Regions from separate parts of the Mus musculus genome. Here region 2 is linked to region 1. A link is a loop called in an ENCODE intact Hi-C map of the cell type or tissue named here. Cell type or tissue: left cerebral cortex. All regions are shown on one strand. Region 1 overlaps Pde4b (phosphodiesterase 4B, cAMP specific). Region 2 overlaps Pde4b (phosphodiesterase 4B, cAMP specific).

The links. Hi-C counts contacts between places; a loop is a spot of excess contacts. Peaks named below come from ENCODE experiments on the same cell type or tissue, not always from the same donor. Only the 100,000 strongest peaks of a DNase experiment are listed, where the experiment ranks them.
Region 2: it touches region 1 in a loop (4-fold over the local background); 2 of 42 quality-filtered maps call a loop at or near these places.

Annotation. Positions count from the first base shown.
Region 1 is chr4:102,587,392-102,595,391 of GRCm38, reverse strand. Pde4b (phosphodiesterase 4B, cAMP specific) reads right to left here. Exons shown (of 15, transcript NM_019840.2): 7 at 4,468-4,561. Among named protein-coding and RNA genes, the nearest start is that of Gm52667, 22 kb to the right of the region's middle. In left cerebral cortex, no CTCF peak of the experiment used is centred here; DNase peaks (open chromatin) are centred at 3,450, 3,889, 5,548, 6,505 and 4 more places; H3K4me3 peaks cover 4,961 bases; H3K27ac peaks cover 6,420 bases.
Region 2 is chr4:102,529,193-102,537,192 of GRCm38, reverse strand. All of the region lies in intron 5 of Pde4b (phosphodiesterase 4B, cAMP specific), which reads right to left. Among named protein-coding and RNA genes, the nearest start is that of Gm52668, 18 kb to the right of the region's middle. In left cerebral cortex, no CTCF peak of the experiment used is centred here; DNase peaks (open chromatin) are centred at 2,670, 2,986, 3,302, 3,803 and 2 more places; H3K27ac peaks cover 2,988 bases.

The sequences.
Region 1 (8,000 bases):
ATTTAACAAAAGCCCATTTTATTATATTTTTATTCCTTTTTATGTAAAAATGCATATGAATTTATTTAGGCTCAGTTTAAATAAGAAAATAATGTTAGAAAAATAAATGGCTTCATAACCTTCAAATAATTCTTTAAAAGCTTTGGTTCATTACCATTTGAGGTTTTGGGGAAGGTTATAATTTGATTTTCTTCATGTCTTGTGCCTATTAATTTTCTAATAAATAATAAGGCCTCTTATTCATAATAGGCATTTTAGTTCCTAATATGTTTATGGTTATTAACTATTGATAATCTCAGTTAGTTTTCTTTTAAATTTACAAGGTAAAAACAGAGCTAGTATTAATATAAATGAATATCTAGATGCCTGTAAAAGCTCTCCTGTATATCACTATTACCTATTAACTATCAAAACCTGTATTTCCCTTTGCAGGGAATTCTGAGTGCTTGTGATGTCTTGCTACAGGGACACCTGTAGGGGCACAAAGGTAGTGATTGGTTCCATTGCTGACCCAATCCTTCCTCGGACTAAATGATACCCATAGCTGAAATAGTTAATGTGGCTCTCAGAAGTGCGCACATTTATCTTTGCTTGTCACAGTGAAAATCAGTACAGCAGCAGCCTCCCCATTTGAGAATGGCATGCGTCCAGGTGACATGCTGGGATAGGGCTGACTTGCTTTCAGACTCCTGCAGATGATGGCATACCCATGTGTCCTCCTGGGGGGCACATCTGCCTGCTCACAAGCCCTGGAGACACTCTGTCAAAGCAAAGCAAGTACAGCAAGATAGGGCCAGCTTCATGCTCAGCCTACCACCTGGCTGTTGGGGGAGCCAGCACCCCTGAAAGGCCTTGAGGAGCTAGCTCACAAGTCTGTAACTTTTGATTAGAGAATTTTAGTCACTTCAATTAATTTAGAGGTTTTGAAAGTATTTGGTGTCAAATGGCACTGAGGAAATTAAAACAATCCACAAATGTATAGGCCACACCCAAATCTATCTGCTATCTATCTATCTATCTATCTATCTATCTATCTATCTAAATTCCCCTTGCTGTCTGGATGATCGGCACTAGATTTGGGAACAAATAACAACCCCACACTCATTTCTCAGATGAAGTCAGCAATTTGCCCAAACTCAAAGGATGACCTAGTTAACACATATTTATTCTGCAATTACTTTGTACATAGCAATTTAATAGCCCAGAGCCCAGGCCTTAGGGTTCCTGTTAAAAATCTTTTTCCAGTCTCTGGTGTGGAAAGTGTATGTTATTTTACTTTTGAAGCTCCCTTTTTTTCTGTCACTCCATGGCTAATAACTACCACATTCTGCTAGAACGAAAGCCTGTGCTTTCCCCAACTACTGCTCTTCACATTTGGTATAAAATGTTGTTGGATTCCCCAGTGCCTCTGCAGATTTAAGCATCTCTGGTGGGACCAGCAGCTTTTCTGGTTTGGGTTAATTAAAGGTTCCCTGTACCAGTCAGTAACTGAGCAGAACAACTGTTGTGCCTGGAACACAGCAATGAAGAAGAGCATTATACACCGTGGGACCAGTGACATTCATGGGTGTTCCCCTACGCAATCACTGGAACAAGCACAAGGCTTCCCTACTTGGAATTTCCTCTGGTAAGCAATTAACCAGATTCCTATGGAAACAACCTGAATCACAGACTCCAAAAAAAAAAAAAAAAAAAAAAAAAAAACCCTCAGTAGATTAGCATTTTTAGTTGTCAGAATAATGGTGGAGACACCGCGGGCTACTTCAAAGCAAGCATGTAAACAAACAAAAAAGCACCTATGAGAACTGGTCTTAATCAAACACTGTTAGTGGTACAATTTGAAGGGTTTTGCTTGCTAGATCCTGTGACCATGACAATTCTAAGGCTCTTTCCCTCAAACCTTAAAAATTCTAGCTTTCGAGGTTGGATGCTGAGTACGTTTAAAAAGAAAATTTTCTTTACCCGTAAAAATACCGACTAGCTTTCAATATAACAGGTTAAAAGCTTGTTTTATATTTGTGGTCTGCTCCTACAGCCTTTTTACTTCTCCTGAGACTAGGTACTCCAAAGTCCACTTTTCCCAGCAGCATGAAATCCACTACCATATAATAGCATTAGCAAGTGCCTCGGCTGGCCCATGGTTTATTGCCTGGCTCTCTGTGTCCCTACCTAAACATTGTCCTTTCAGATGGGAAAACCCACAAGTTTCATAGACGACTGGCTTAGGAGATACACCCTTTCTTTCTCTCGGGCAGGATTGAACACTCTCCCACTCTTGCTGAGATATTGTCTTCTCCATGTGTTCTGCAATGATTGTTATTTTCAGAACAAAGTCTTTTATATACCAAGGAATTATTAACCCTTCCTTTGTATTTCCAACCATCCTGATTTCTACAGAAAAAAAATCCAAAATAGTAATCCACATCACACCCTTAGAGGGGATTCTATTCCTTGTGCTTTCATGAATTTCGATAAAGGATGGTATCTGGCATTTATTTCTAACAGCCTAAAGAGTTAATAGTTCTGGCTCAGAAAAAAAATATTAGTCAAGTGACTTTAGATTGGTTATTCCTTCATTCTTCACAACTTCAGCTCTGTTTTCTGTATAATGAGGAAATTGTGTCATGAGGCCCTTAAAGTCCACTACAGATATGACAGTTTATGAGGAGGCCTCAAGGTCCTCCAGGGACAGCCCCTCTCCCCCAAGACAGGGTTAAGAGTCCCCTGCTCTGCATTTGTAGTTCAGAAGCAAGCTTTGATTGTCTATACAAATTGTAAGGCTGATGCATATTACAGGGGGGTCAAGTGTGTCTCAGGGAAGCTGCTGAGTAACTGTGCCCGTGACAGACTCACAGAATGGCACAGTTGAAGGAGCTGAAGGGCTGCATCTCTCCCCAGGTTCCCACATTTCAAATGAAGCACTTGATGCCTCTTGTGTGTCTGCATCTTTTTTTCCTGTGTTTAAGAACCTGCCTCTTTGCCCACCTAGCCATGTACACATTCAAGGGCATATACACACATCTATACACACACCACCCTTCTAATACTAACACTGAGGGAAGTTAGTGCTGATTTTACGCCTGTTGTCAGTATCAAGTGTCCTGAAAACAGTTCCCAGCTTAGGAAAAATAATTGCATGTTTCATGAACCAAGGTATGTATCTGAGACAGTGTGAGGAAGAGTCCTGTGTTCAGAGATAATGGGGAAAGCCAAGAGACGAAAAGGATTGTGATTATGCCTTCTCTTTGTTTATATTCCAGCCACCACTGGACCATGAGTATGTGTAAAAATTCCTCTCCTTTGTTCTCTGGGAAACATTGTTGCAACTGCAGCTGGGAACAGCAGGTGCTGGAGGACACCCACACATGGCAAGAAGGGGGTAGGATGGTCTCTGCCTGCTAATCTGCAGTTCGTTGGAAGATGAGGGCTGCACAGTAAGGCTGTGCTGAGCATTACCGCATGGGTGGCTGCTGAGAAAGCCAGTTGATATCCTGTTAGGAGGAACTAACTGCTTTGGAGGAAAAGATAGATTTTTTAAAAACAGAGCTGCAGACAGACTGCGCTCCATAAGACACCAAGGCAAACACTCATTTACTAAGGGGCTGTGCCAAAAAGAAAGCAGGGATGCTCAGCTGGAAGAATGGGTCACTTCCTTGGGGGAATCAAATAAGGAGCTGCGTAAGCAAGTATAGTTCAGAGCAGGAAGAATCCAAATGTCAGGGTTTCTCATGCATTTTGAGGTACAGATAGACCAGTTCTGCAGTCCTCATTAAAACAGGCAGAATGGGTTCATGATACAAAAGTTCCCCTTAAGAAAATGTAAGAAATTCCCAAGGGTCAAACAAGACCCTGGGAGGAACTGAGGACCACCCCTGCAAACCTATGGCCAGTGCTCTGTGTGAAGTCCCGTCCACATAACTGCAGAGAGCAGAAAACCATCAGAATGAGAAGACAACGGTACAGCTTAGAGAAAACAAGGCCTCTCAGACACCAGCCCTACCCCCTACACACATGCATTCATCTTTAAGAAATAATCCACCAAAGCGACAGTCAATTTTTTCCAGAATATGCTCTCTGGGACTCTGCATGCATGACCCTTACAAACACCTAAAAGGAAAGCTTCTTGTCTTAAACCAGTTACAAGAAGATTTTTTTTTTTAAAGAGATGCTAGTGTTGCTGGGTAAGGTTGCAGACCTTCAGCTGCTCTAGAGGTCCCTGCAGGACCGGGGCAGTAATGAGAAACCATATAAATGCAAGCAGCCCACCATAGCCTGAGGTTCAAAGGGTATTTTCATTTCAGAAATATCTTCTTGCTTATTGTTTTCCTATAGAAAATGACTTTAGCTCATTTTTTGGATGGATTTTTTTCTGCATTTAACCTCACTCCAAATTCACAGGGATGCCCTTGGTAGACTGTAAAAATTCACCCTGCAGAAGCTCAGTGGGTTTTTCTGTTAGCATCTTACCTAAGAACGTGTTTGAAATGTACTCAGACACCTGGTTCCCTGATCTGCTCATCTCTGAGAGGTGTGTCAGCTCCCGGTTCAGCATCCTTTTGAACTGTTTATAAAGAAAAGAAAATGCATTAAGTGTCTGGGAAAGAGCAAACGATTGCTGGATTGCTGTACTTCCAACTTCACTTTCTAGGAACCAAGAGACTGTATCATCAGCCAATTTCATTAGGTTAATGAGGGCTACAATAGAAATCACAATGTCCCCTCAATTTGAAAGCATCCCAATGTCACTGTAGGAAAAAAAATAGTTGTTAAAATCTCTTAAAATTGTTTTCTGGTTGATTTTTGAAGTGGCAAACTCAGGAAAAGAAATTTTAATAAAGGCCAAAATAATGTCACTTGAATTAGGAAAACTGGGGATAATCCTAAAAATATAGTTTGATGTGATAACGTATTCAGTGAAAACAGATTAAGTGAAAAGTTTAAGAAAAAATGAAAAGAAGAGCAGAAAGCATTTTTTTAAAACAGAGTTGAGAAGAACCAGAATTGAAACACATTACAGTACATTAAAATACAAGGCAAGAAAACATGTCTTATTTCATTTTAAGAAGCACCTGTGGGCTAACCGTACATACAAATTAAACCACTGCTCATGCCGTCCACTCCATGAAATACAGAGGGACATAAAACAATCACATTCTATCAGAGACACAGAACACAATCAGATTAACCCACCTTGATATAACCCCAAGAAACAGATAATAAATAGTTTGCCTCAGGCATTTTGGAAGCTCTTCTTGCCACAATCCACAGATCCCTTTGAAAGAATTCAGTTCTAAGAGAGCGGTCTCCAGGGGGATCAGGAAACCTCTGCAGTTCCAGTGGATAAAGAACCAAAACTTAGAAAAGACAAAGCCTTCCAGACGGGTGGTACTCCCTAATCCACAGCAAGCTGGTCTTCATTCACACCCCATCCTTGCAAGAAGCCTATGCGCTCGCTCCCTCCCTCCCTGCTTATTTCCAGGCAGAAGAGAGTAATGAAACCCGGAATTGTACGAAGGAGGAGCAAGAGCCTGTATTCAGCTGGCCGGTTTGAAGCACTTCTTCAGTTAGGAACAGTCCTGGTGCCCGGAGGGGTTTCCACCCTAGATTAGTCCAACTCTGCCAGGGAGCAGGGAATCTCTTTCCCCTCGGGAGCTGTCTGACTGGGAAACAGCCATCTTTTAAAAAGGAGAAGATTAAAATGGAGGAAGCCCCATGAATATTTAAGTAAACCTGAGGTCCTACCCTCCCCCGTTCCAGCTAGGTGTTCTTTAACCCTCTCTTCCTCTGCAGACAGCCCTCTGCAGATGCAGCCTGACACAGCAGCACTCAGCTCTTCTAATTGCTTCCAAGTGATGGTACATTTGATTAATTGACGCCGAGCTTTGCTTTTAATTTTTTTTTTTTAAATTGGAAAAGGTTAGAACTGTAACTGCTTTCTGACTTGGCTTCCAGGGTAGGAGAATTTCTTTCCTACCAGCTTTTGGTACATTATTTGCCCACCAACTGGGTGCCGATGCATTAGTCTCTTTTCCCCGTGGACTGAATGGGGATGGAATTAATTTATTTGGTTCAAAAAGTACTTCATATGCAGTGTGCAATTTTCTGCACTCAGTAAGTTCATTAATATGCTTATTACATCATATTCTGCAAATGGATTAAATTCATAACCTTTCCGTGTAGGGTCCGGAGTACGCTAGAAAATCTGAGATAGCATTTGCTGCATGAACAACGATTTATCTGGCGTTATGCTTATTTGATATTTTACGGCTGTTACGTCTTATAATTCATGCTAGAAATGTCTCAGAGTTAAATTATTTTAGTTTCATTTTAGCAACCCAGGACATGCTGAAAATGACATTCTTTTCCTGGCTCCCCTGCCAGCCTCTTCTTGTCAGCATTACAGTGCAGGCAGTGGGATGCCTTGCCCTAGCTGACTTCATTTCTCCCCACCTCCCCTACATCCTATTTCCTAGCCTTCCTCGGAGTTCCTGTATTGCATGTTGAAGGATCAGCAAAGCACCATGGCAACAGCCCGAACTTGTAATTGGCTCTCTTTCCTGTGAGGCAATTCCCTTTCCAAATGAGCATCCTGCCTCTGACAATAGCTTCACTTCAGGCATCTAAGACTCAGGTCAAACCATTGCTTCCCCAGAGAGATGCCTTTTGAGGTGAAGCGAGGCTGAACCTGAGTCTCTGCCTGTTGGCTCACTGTACCTCCCACTGTCCTCAGAGATACAACCACTGTCTTTCTGGGTATTCCTGCTTGTGTATGTGTGTATGTTTTCAAGTGTAGCCCGACACCTCTGGGTCAATCATTTCTGCTTTTAGACTACATGTTGAACCTCAGTGCAATTTTGAACTCCAGGTGAATTGCATAAATTCCAAGTTATGTGTTAAGATATAACCCTGTCACTATGGCCTCTCCAAGCCATGAAACTAGCTCTTACTGAAGACTGGGAAGTTGGGAAAGACAGCTTAATGAGTACTGATTGGTCTGCTAGTGTTTCGCAAAGTAACAAACTTTAAACTACAGTAAACATATCTTACATAAAAGCTTAGAGACTAATGATCTCGTATCTAATCCTCCACCCCACCCCCTGCACAAAATTTAGCCAAATATAATAGATATAATAGCCAGGCATTTTGGTTTCTTTGATATCTCTGAAATACTTGCAAACATTTTGGAGTCCACTAGGACTGTCCCACCTCAATCAAACCATTCTGTCATGTTTTCAACAAACACCAATGGGACACCTCAAATGGCCATGCAAAGCAGTTGGGGAAAAAGCAAGCAAAAGAGCAAACACAAGTTCTCTTAGGGTTTCAATCAACTTTCATTCTAGAAGAAGAGTCAGACCTACTAGGATCCACCCACTAATCCTCATTTAACAGTCTGAAGAGGGTAAGGAGGACTATTTAGTGGTTTGGTTGGCTGCTCTGTTCAGGAGACGAGAGCAGGCCAAAAATGAATCATATATGGCAAGATACTTTGTTTCCCCTCTGTCCTTCATATAACTTTTCTTTGTCATAGAAACCTGTTGGGATTCGCGGTTCATCAGTCTGTGTGGTAGAGGATGGTGGTTTTTAGCCATGGGGCTAAGTAAACTACACACCTTCTGTATCTTTACAGAAGGGGTCAGTGTGCTCATGCAAGTAAACAGAGGAATACCATCTCCCTTATATCCACGCCTAAATGAATTCTCCTGTGATCCTATTACTAAGGGCAGGCCAATGCATACCAAAAACAAAGTTGTCCAAAGTCATCCAAAGGTAGCCATAAAATACACATGGCGAAGTACACAAATGGAGGTCATCCAGGATCAGAAACCAATCTAGACCTTCTAAATGTTGCTTAGCAACCACCACTGGTTTTCCTCAGCAAGGGAGGGCCCCACCACACTGACTAGGGCAATCATTGCTCTCATTTAAAAAAAAATTATGAAGGGCCCACTTGTTTGGGGGCTCTGAAAGACTAAGAAAGGCAGATGTGGCCTTCTAAC
Region 2 (8,000 bases), 58 kb after region 1:
TTTTTTTCTTTAAAGGGAAGGTTGCAAGGGCAGAGGGCAAATACAAAGGGACAGAAAGATTAGTGAGATTGAGGTACATGATGGGAAATTCACAAAGAATCAAGAAAAAGTTACAAACAAACAAACAACACTGTTCTCCTCCTGGCTAAAGGACTAGGAATACACTCTAAGTTGACCCATTGCTCACTGTACTGAGGGTCTTAACAAGAGTCTAACCCTCTCTGGGCCTCAGCCTCTTCCTCTAGAGCAGAGAAACAATATCACTCATCTTTGTAAACCTTGGGATCAAATAGAACAGGAACGACAAAAGCAAAAGTGTATAAGTGGCTGGAAGATTATAACCTGTGACTCAGTTGACCATGGCCTTAACCTCCTACAGGAATGGGATACATCAAAAGAGTGGGGTTCTTAACACACTCAAAAAAGTGTGTCTTAAATTACTAAACATATGCCTATCTCGTATGGGTAGTCTTGTGAACGTCATAGCTGTGTGAAGTCTGGATATATCTGTAGCTTTTACTGTAGTCTACGGATGTGCATATATGTGCTTTTCCTTGGGTATCTCAGACAGCCAAACCTCATGTATATACATGTGCACACACACATGATTTCATTGCTCTTCTCTTTCTCTTTTTTTAAACATGGAGAAAATGAAGCCCCTTGACAGTTAATAGCCTGGTATTCAGATCAATAATCATTGATGATTAGTATTCATTAACAAGACCTCCAGCAGAAGTGTTAAAAGAAATAGAAGGTAGATCATCTGTGAGATGTACATGTGGCTTCTGGAAATAGACTCTGCTTAGCCATTAGTGGCTCTCTAACCCAGCCAGGGTAGAAAGCCTTTGTTGATGTGGACTCAAAAACTTAAGGCAACTCAGAACCTCTGGGAGATCCTAAGCAGCCGATGGGCAGCATACAGACCTTGGATATGAATAATTCACCTAATTCATCTTTGAAATCACAAGTACTTGCACTGTTATTACCAATCAATGCTAACTGGATGCATAAATAAGAGAGTGGCTAGGTCAGAGAAGCATTTTGAACCAGCAGTCTGGGGAATCCAGCCCAGACTCTATCTTTAGTTATGTGATCACCAAGGCAGCCACCCTAAATCTCTCTCCCTAGCAGGTAACACGAGAAGCTGGTCGAAGGTCTCATTAGACCTTTTCTGAGAAGAGAGATGGTGTCACACTCTCTTTTCCTTCCCAACTTCTCTTTCCCTTTCAGTTCCCTGGTGGGCAAGCAAGAAGGGATTCGGGTCTGCTACCTGCAGGAATGCATGCTGCCTGCTAAGCACATCCCCAGCATGGAGTCAGCATTCTCACTTTGGTGGGCAGTGTCTCTTTCAGGAAAACGTGGGGGAAATGAGAATGAAATTCTACAGAAAAATGAATAATTAACTCAAGGGACCCACCAACTCTTGCTGCCCACTCTATTTCTTATAGGGTTAGCTTGTCAATCTTGAGAATGAACTAGCCCCCTTGAACATCTCCTGAGGTGATAGGAGGCCAAAGAAGGAAGAACAATAGAGAGAAAGTCATTGTCCTCTCTGTCTGAGTTTATGTCGTGTAGCAAGTGTTGCCAAGATACATTGGGCTGAGTTTTATTTTTCACTTGGCAAACAAATATCCTTACTGCTTTTTAAAAATTTCCTCAGCAGTATCTCAGTATCTCCCAGGATCCCAGTGCCTTCTACTTCATAGACTGTGGAGGCAGTCTGTCAGTCTGCAGATGACCCATTCTGAGCAGAACCTAGGGATGGTATCTCAGATTTCACCTCAGCCTTGATGCCTACAGAATATGGCCCCAAATTTACCAGTGAAGTTCATAAAGTACAAATTGAATGCAGATTCCTTTTCAGCTCAGGTAGGAAAATAATATGGAGAGATGTGTGTAAGCTGGCAAAACTGAAAAAGCTCCCAACAATACCTTTTTTAGTGAGCCCTGGGTTATCTGAAACCAAACAACTGCTGGAAATGGGAAGGTCCCAGAGTGAAACCCTGGAATACAAACATCCACTAACAAAATCGGGGAAAGTATCAAAGATGCTAGGTAACAATGGATCTTACATAAGATTTAGAAACACCATTAAATCCAGTAATTTTTCTCTAAGATGTTAACTCAAACATTTTATCTGTTTAATACATAGCACACAAAGATGTGCCAATGGATATATGAAAAGTAGAGTCCATCTGAAATGACAGAATTTAATCCTGAAAGTCCAACTGATCAAATAGCTCCCTTGAGGGAGGCAAGTGCTTCTACCTGCGTCTGGTGTGCTAGTTTCAAGAGTTACCATGCATTGGGAAGTCTCGCTTCTGTATGTGCCAGCTGCTCTTCTTTTATGGAAATAAATCAAAACCACAAGGAATCTTGTCTTTCTGGAATACACATGGTCATTTAACAATATTCATATAGTCCTGAAAAGAGCAAGGGAAGGTGGTTATCCCAATGGGGAACCTGGGGTTTTATACAGTGTCTTGCCTAAGGTCACAGAATTAGCAACTGATAAAACAGTATTCTAATCCAATTATGTATATTTCAAAGTCTGAGTACTTAACTACTTGGCTGCACTACCTCCTGCTAGCCATAGCAACAACGGATTCTAATGAAGGCCAGCATGCCAACTTCACTGCAGTCATTCTGAATGGAAGCATGCTCTGTTGTTTGTGCGAAATGGACTGCAGTGGACCAAGGACTGCGCCTATTGCATACCAAATGCTCAGTAACTGAACAGTCTTTTTTATCCCAAGTCTGCTAATCAGACACGTATTAAGCATTAGACAGTTCATACTGACACAAAACACAACATAGATTTGCCTTCAAGAAATCTAGCAGGCAAGAAAAACATGAGAATCTTTTTTTCTCATTTGTATCATAGCATAATAAAGCAGAGGTAAGTCCATGAGGCCAAAGAGAGTGCTCCACTCACAGGGCCCCAGAGGAAGGGATGTTGGCTTCTGAGCAGAATCTTAAGCAGCTAGAATTAGGAAAGAAAGAGGAAGTGGGGTGGAAACAAACTGACGTGCTCTGGGCAGAGAAAATGACATGCAGGAAAGTGAAAGACCCCTTGGTGTTTGAGGAATTGCAAGCATTTTATCAGAAAGGAGAGAGTGTAAGAGAAATGTTTCTCAAAATTGGCTATACCGTGCTTTATCAGTATGTCTTTTTGGAAGAGACTTGGGAGGACAGGACAGATACCGGGAAGTATACTAAGGTCCAGTAGTGAGCTGTCAGATCTCAAGCTATTTAAAACAACCCAGGGGATAATGGAAGAGAACAAAATAGAAATACCAGATGGACATGTATACCAAAGCCAAGCATTGTTTCACAGAACACATGGACATATGGGGACTGAGTCACAATGTGAAGAGTATTTCTTATTGTAGATCATGATTAAAGAAAGAGACAAAAGAAAATCACTCATCTACTCCACACTCAGTATGAACTTGGGCAGCACCTACGGGGGGCTGGGGGGTGGGGAGCCACCGTCCATCTAATTCTTCAGAAGACAGGCAGGCTTCTGGGAAGGAACCAATCCTATTTTCTCAAACATTTTTCTATATTCTAAAGCCCACCATTTAATTTTAACTAGTAAGTGTCTAAAAGATAGAGATAAAATCTAGCTTCAGGGGACAAATATTTTGGATAAGTCACAGGTATTTCCACTTTAAAGAACTGAGAAGAAAATATGCACACAAAATGAAGTTGCAAATGATTCCAAGAAAGTTTGAGACCTGTAAAGAGTTCTCGGACTCAGTGATGTTTTCCAGCAAGTGAGTCACCCAGGAGCAGAGCCAAGGCCTGAGTCACTGAGCGCGCCCTGCACTGCACCTTTGTCCTCTGTTCTTTCACGGGGCTTCCCCTAGAAATTCCTTTTGGACTTATTCCTTATTTTCTCCCCAGTCTCTTGCCAGGTTCTCTGCTCTTTGATTTTTCCTTTACTGTGTGTTTCATTTTGTTTTGTTTTGTTTTTTTTCTTTCCTCTTCATCTGTCTGATTATCCTCAGTTTATAAAAATATAATCCAAACACAAAGAACCTATACATAAAATATGGCTTTGAAAAGAAAGAACTTAAGATTTATTTTTACATATGTATTTTCAAAGTATGAATGTTGAAGAGAAAATTGACAGAAGTGTTTTAATGAATACTTTTTTTGGGGGGGGGGGGGGAGGCTTGAGACGGGGTTTCTCTATATAGCCCAGGCTGTCCTGGAACTCACTTTGTAGACCAGGCTGGCCTTGAACTCTGGCTAATATGGTCTATGAGGATGGAGGAAACTGATAAAAACAAATACAAAATTCACCTTGGGCCTAAACAAATTAGGTTTGGTGGCCACTGTCAGGAGAGTTACCAAGAAGGTGGTATCTAGTAGATCTGCCCGCACATTCGTCTAGGAATAAACATCAGAAGTTGACTCTAGAAATGCCTGTTTCCCAAATCCTACTGATCTACCCTTCTTCTTCTTTTTTTTTTTTTAAATCAGTTTACCTCTCTTCTGTAAGGCGTAAGCATTGACTCGCTTGGGTGGAGCTGGCACTGAACCACACAATTTTTGAAGTTGATAGAAAATTTGAAAGGATAGTTCAGAATTTTTAAGTAGTTGACTAGAAATAGCACACCTGGCCACACAGGAGAATTAGATGGCTTCTTGGTTGAGATTTTTTGTACCAAGAGGATTTTGTCAAATTCTAATTTGTTTGTTTTCTTTCATGTTTCAATTAAAAAAAAAGAAGCACCATGGTTTTTATTAAATTTCTTATAGAATTTGAGAATTACTGTGGTGATTTAAATCCCCAATGGCCCAGGCCTGAAGGCCAGAGATGGTGAATGGTTTGGGCCCAAGATATTCTCCATCAACCTGATATCGTATATAAAATGCATAATAGTGCTCAGCAAATATAAAATCCAAAGATCTTTAAAATGACCATGAAGGAAAAGAATGAGAAAAGAAGTTAAGGTAAGAAAGATCCCAGTGAGCTAGTTGTATGGCTAGTGTTTGCAGCAGGAAGGGGGTCCTCAGGGAGACTTCAGACCTCTGCTTGTCTTTCTGTCCTTTTAGATGACCTTCCAAGAGTTACAGAGCAGGCTGCTGCTGCATGTCTGTCTCAGCAGGCAGAGTGAAAACACAGGGGATTTGTTTCGAGTGTGCTTTTCCCTGCTTCCTCATCTGACCTCAAGGACTCCAGAAGGTAATTTTGTGAAGCTCTGGTGTGTAGATGTGAAGACCTGAATCATTTTATGTCACAACAGAAACCACTAAGCCAAATGCCACAGACCAAATTACCACGTCATCGGCATCCCTCAGATAGGTTGTTGTGGCAGGTCTGGGCAGCTGGGTGACCAGAATTCTCTATCTGGGTTTGTTTTCCGATTATCCTCAGTAGGGGGTGGGGTGGGGATGGCCTTCTGCAAACATCAGTACCTACAGTCCTTTGGAACATACTCCAGCTTCATCAAAGTTATTATGGGACAGAAAGGCAGGAGAAATGTTTATGTTCCTTTTCCAGTGGCAGAGTCAGAGTACTTTAGATGGTTTAAGGTATTATCATGTCTACAGAAGAGAGGAAGAACAAGGTGAGATGAATTTCTGAGCAACCAGGACCCTCAAAACTGAGAAAAGGGTGCATGGTACATGAGACAAGGTTTTAAATTAGTCTGGTCCTAGTGATCAGAGTCAGTCCTGGAATACTTTACCTTTTGATCTTCGCCCACTCAGTAACAGTTGTCACTATCTTCACATGGACAGGACAGGGAAGGAATTCCATGATTGAAAGACATTTATGCAGTGGTTTTTAAATACTAGTTTACACAAGAATCCAATGGTGTTATTTTAAAACGCAGATTCTCCAATCCTTGCATAGAAGAAACTCAAATCTTATTCTTAATCCCAGTGTGGACCATTTGCCTCTGAGTATGTGTGGAAATGGAGATCTTCCATATGAGCCTTCATTTACAGACACCCTAACTCACAGGCCACAACCACGTAAGTGTGTCTTGTTGCCAAAGACTTATCATCAGGATAGCCACAGGTAACCTAGATGAATAAGATGCCTAGATAGCACATCTGAATATTCCAATTGACCTCAATATCAGGAATGTGTTGTAAAGGTCAGATTTCAATTTGAAATTACATGGTGGGAAAAGATCAGGCCGTGGCTTGTCCCCAGAGCACATGTTGCTCGGCGTGGGCTGTCACGTGTGTCAGCACATTTGACTTGAGGGGGAAATTTTCCCAACACAGGTCACCATGCTTGCATAAAACCAACAAACCACAAGATTTTCACTTCACCAGGCTCTCAAAAGAAGGAAATATGAATAAAATCCATTAATTCTCCAACCACCTCCAATGAATTAATCCCTTATTTTAAGAACATGGGAAAATAGAACCCAGTTTTAATATAGCTGGAAATGAACATCATAGTCTCTCTAAGTAAGTTTCATAGGATAGTGACAATATGATAACTAGAAGAAATGTGGAACAGCTCAAGCTGACAAAAATGCTTCTTGCTGAAAGAGCTTGAATCCCAGAGACTGGCTTCTACTCTCTCCTTTTACACTTGGACAGCTTTCTATCTGTAGAAAAAAAGTACTCAACCTCTCTAAAGTTCAGCCTTTTTATCTATGAAGAAGAGATGCCAAGGAAACTAAGCTCACTGGTTGTTTGAAAGTACATGAAGATGCTGTTCAGGAAAAACTCAGCTTAGTCACTCACAAAAGCACATGTTCATGAAATGTTATAGACATCACCACTGTCAGAAGAAAGCATTCCGTACTAAGGAGAGATTTTGCATCCTTCCATACCCATGATATCTTGGCATTGCAGAACGAAGGTAGTAAATGCTAGATCGAGAAAGGACCTTGCCCCTGAGAGAAGGCCTGCAAGGTTGACCAGATAGTGTCTAGCTTAGACCTCATGTAAGTATGAAACTCAAAAGCAGCCAGTCCATTGCTAATACCCTCTGGATGGTTCTGTAGCTGACTCTGCATATTTCTTTCATGGATGTTACAGTTTTCCCCTGCTGAGTGGTAGGTAGGAGTGGGGTGTTGGGGGGTAGTGGGGGTCATGGGGGTATGCAATGTAGAAGGTTCTCTGTGGCTAAGCAGATCTGTGAGCATATACTAAGGGCAAGAATGGTAGTGGACCCCATCATTACTCCTGGAATTGAAATCAACCCACACCTTCCAACGGCATCAATTGCATCAGTTCAATGAAGGGTGATTTGCTGAGTGCATAGCAAATCACTTGTATTTGGGCTTGAATTCACCTCATCTTCCTTATTTAAGATCTCAAATGAACTCTCAACTCTGCCTGGAAGACCCATTGTTTCAATGTTTCTCTTACTTTTTCAACACCCCCCCAATACAATTTAATATACCCATTAAAGTATGAGAGAACTTTAACAGAATTTGTAACCTTTTCTTCTGTTGTTTCAATTTTCTCCCTGTTAGGTCCTAGTTGGCTTTAATATACTCCAACGTACTTATGGTGGCCTAAAGAGCCCATGGATGTGCCTGGTCCCTTCTGCCATCAACTTCTCTACCAGAGAGTTTATTCCATTCCAACACACTGCCTGTTTTCTCCCCTGCATCATCCTCAAGGCTCTGGACATTGTTCCTCCTTCATTCTGGACCATGACAAATTCCTCTCCAAGAAACAAGGCCCCAGTTCTAGGGATGACAGTGTCTCATGATCTGATTCTTGCTCCCATCAGCTTGTGTAGATGTCTCCTCCACAAACTGCTTGTCCTTGCTATCTTATCCCTAGACCAGGTTCACTTTGTTCTTCATGAATCCCTCTCTGCATTCCTAGCTCGCAAAGTGCCCTTGCTCCTCAGAGACCTGATAGCACCCGATTCAGTATCACATTGTGTACTTATTCGGGCCAGGACGTGTTAAGTAAAGGGTGTGAGCAGAGAACATCTTTGACACATGTTCACACTTTATATCCGTGGGTATGTTAGGCCTGTTCTAACATTAATATGCATTTATTTT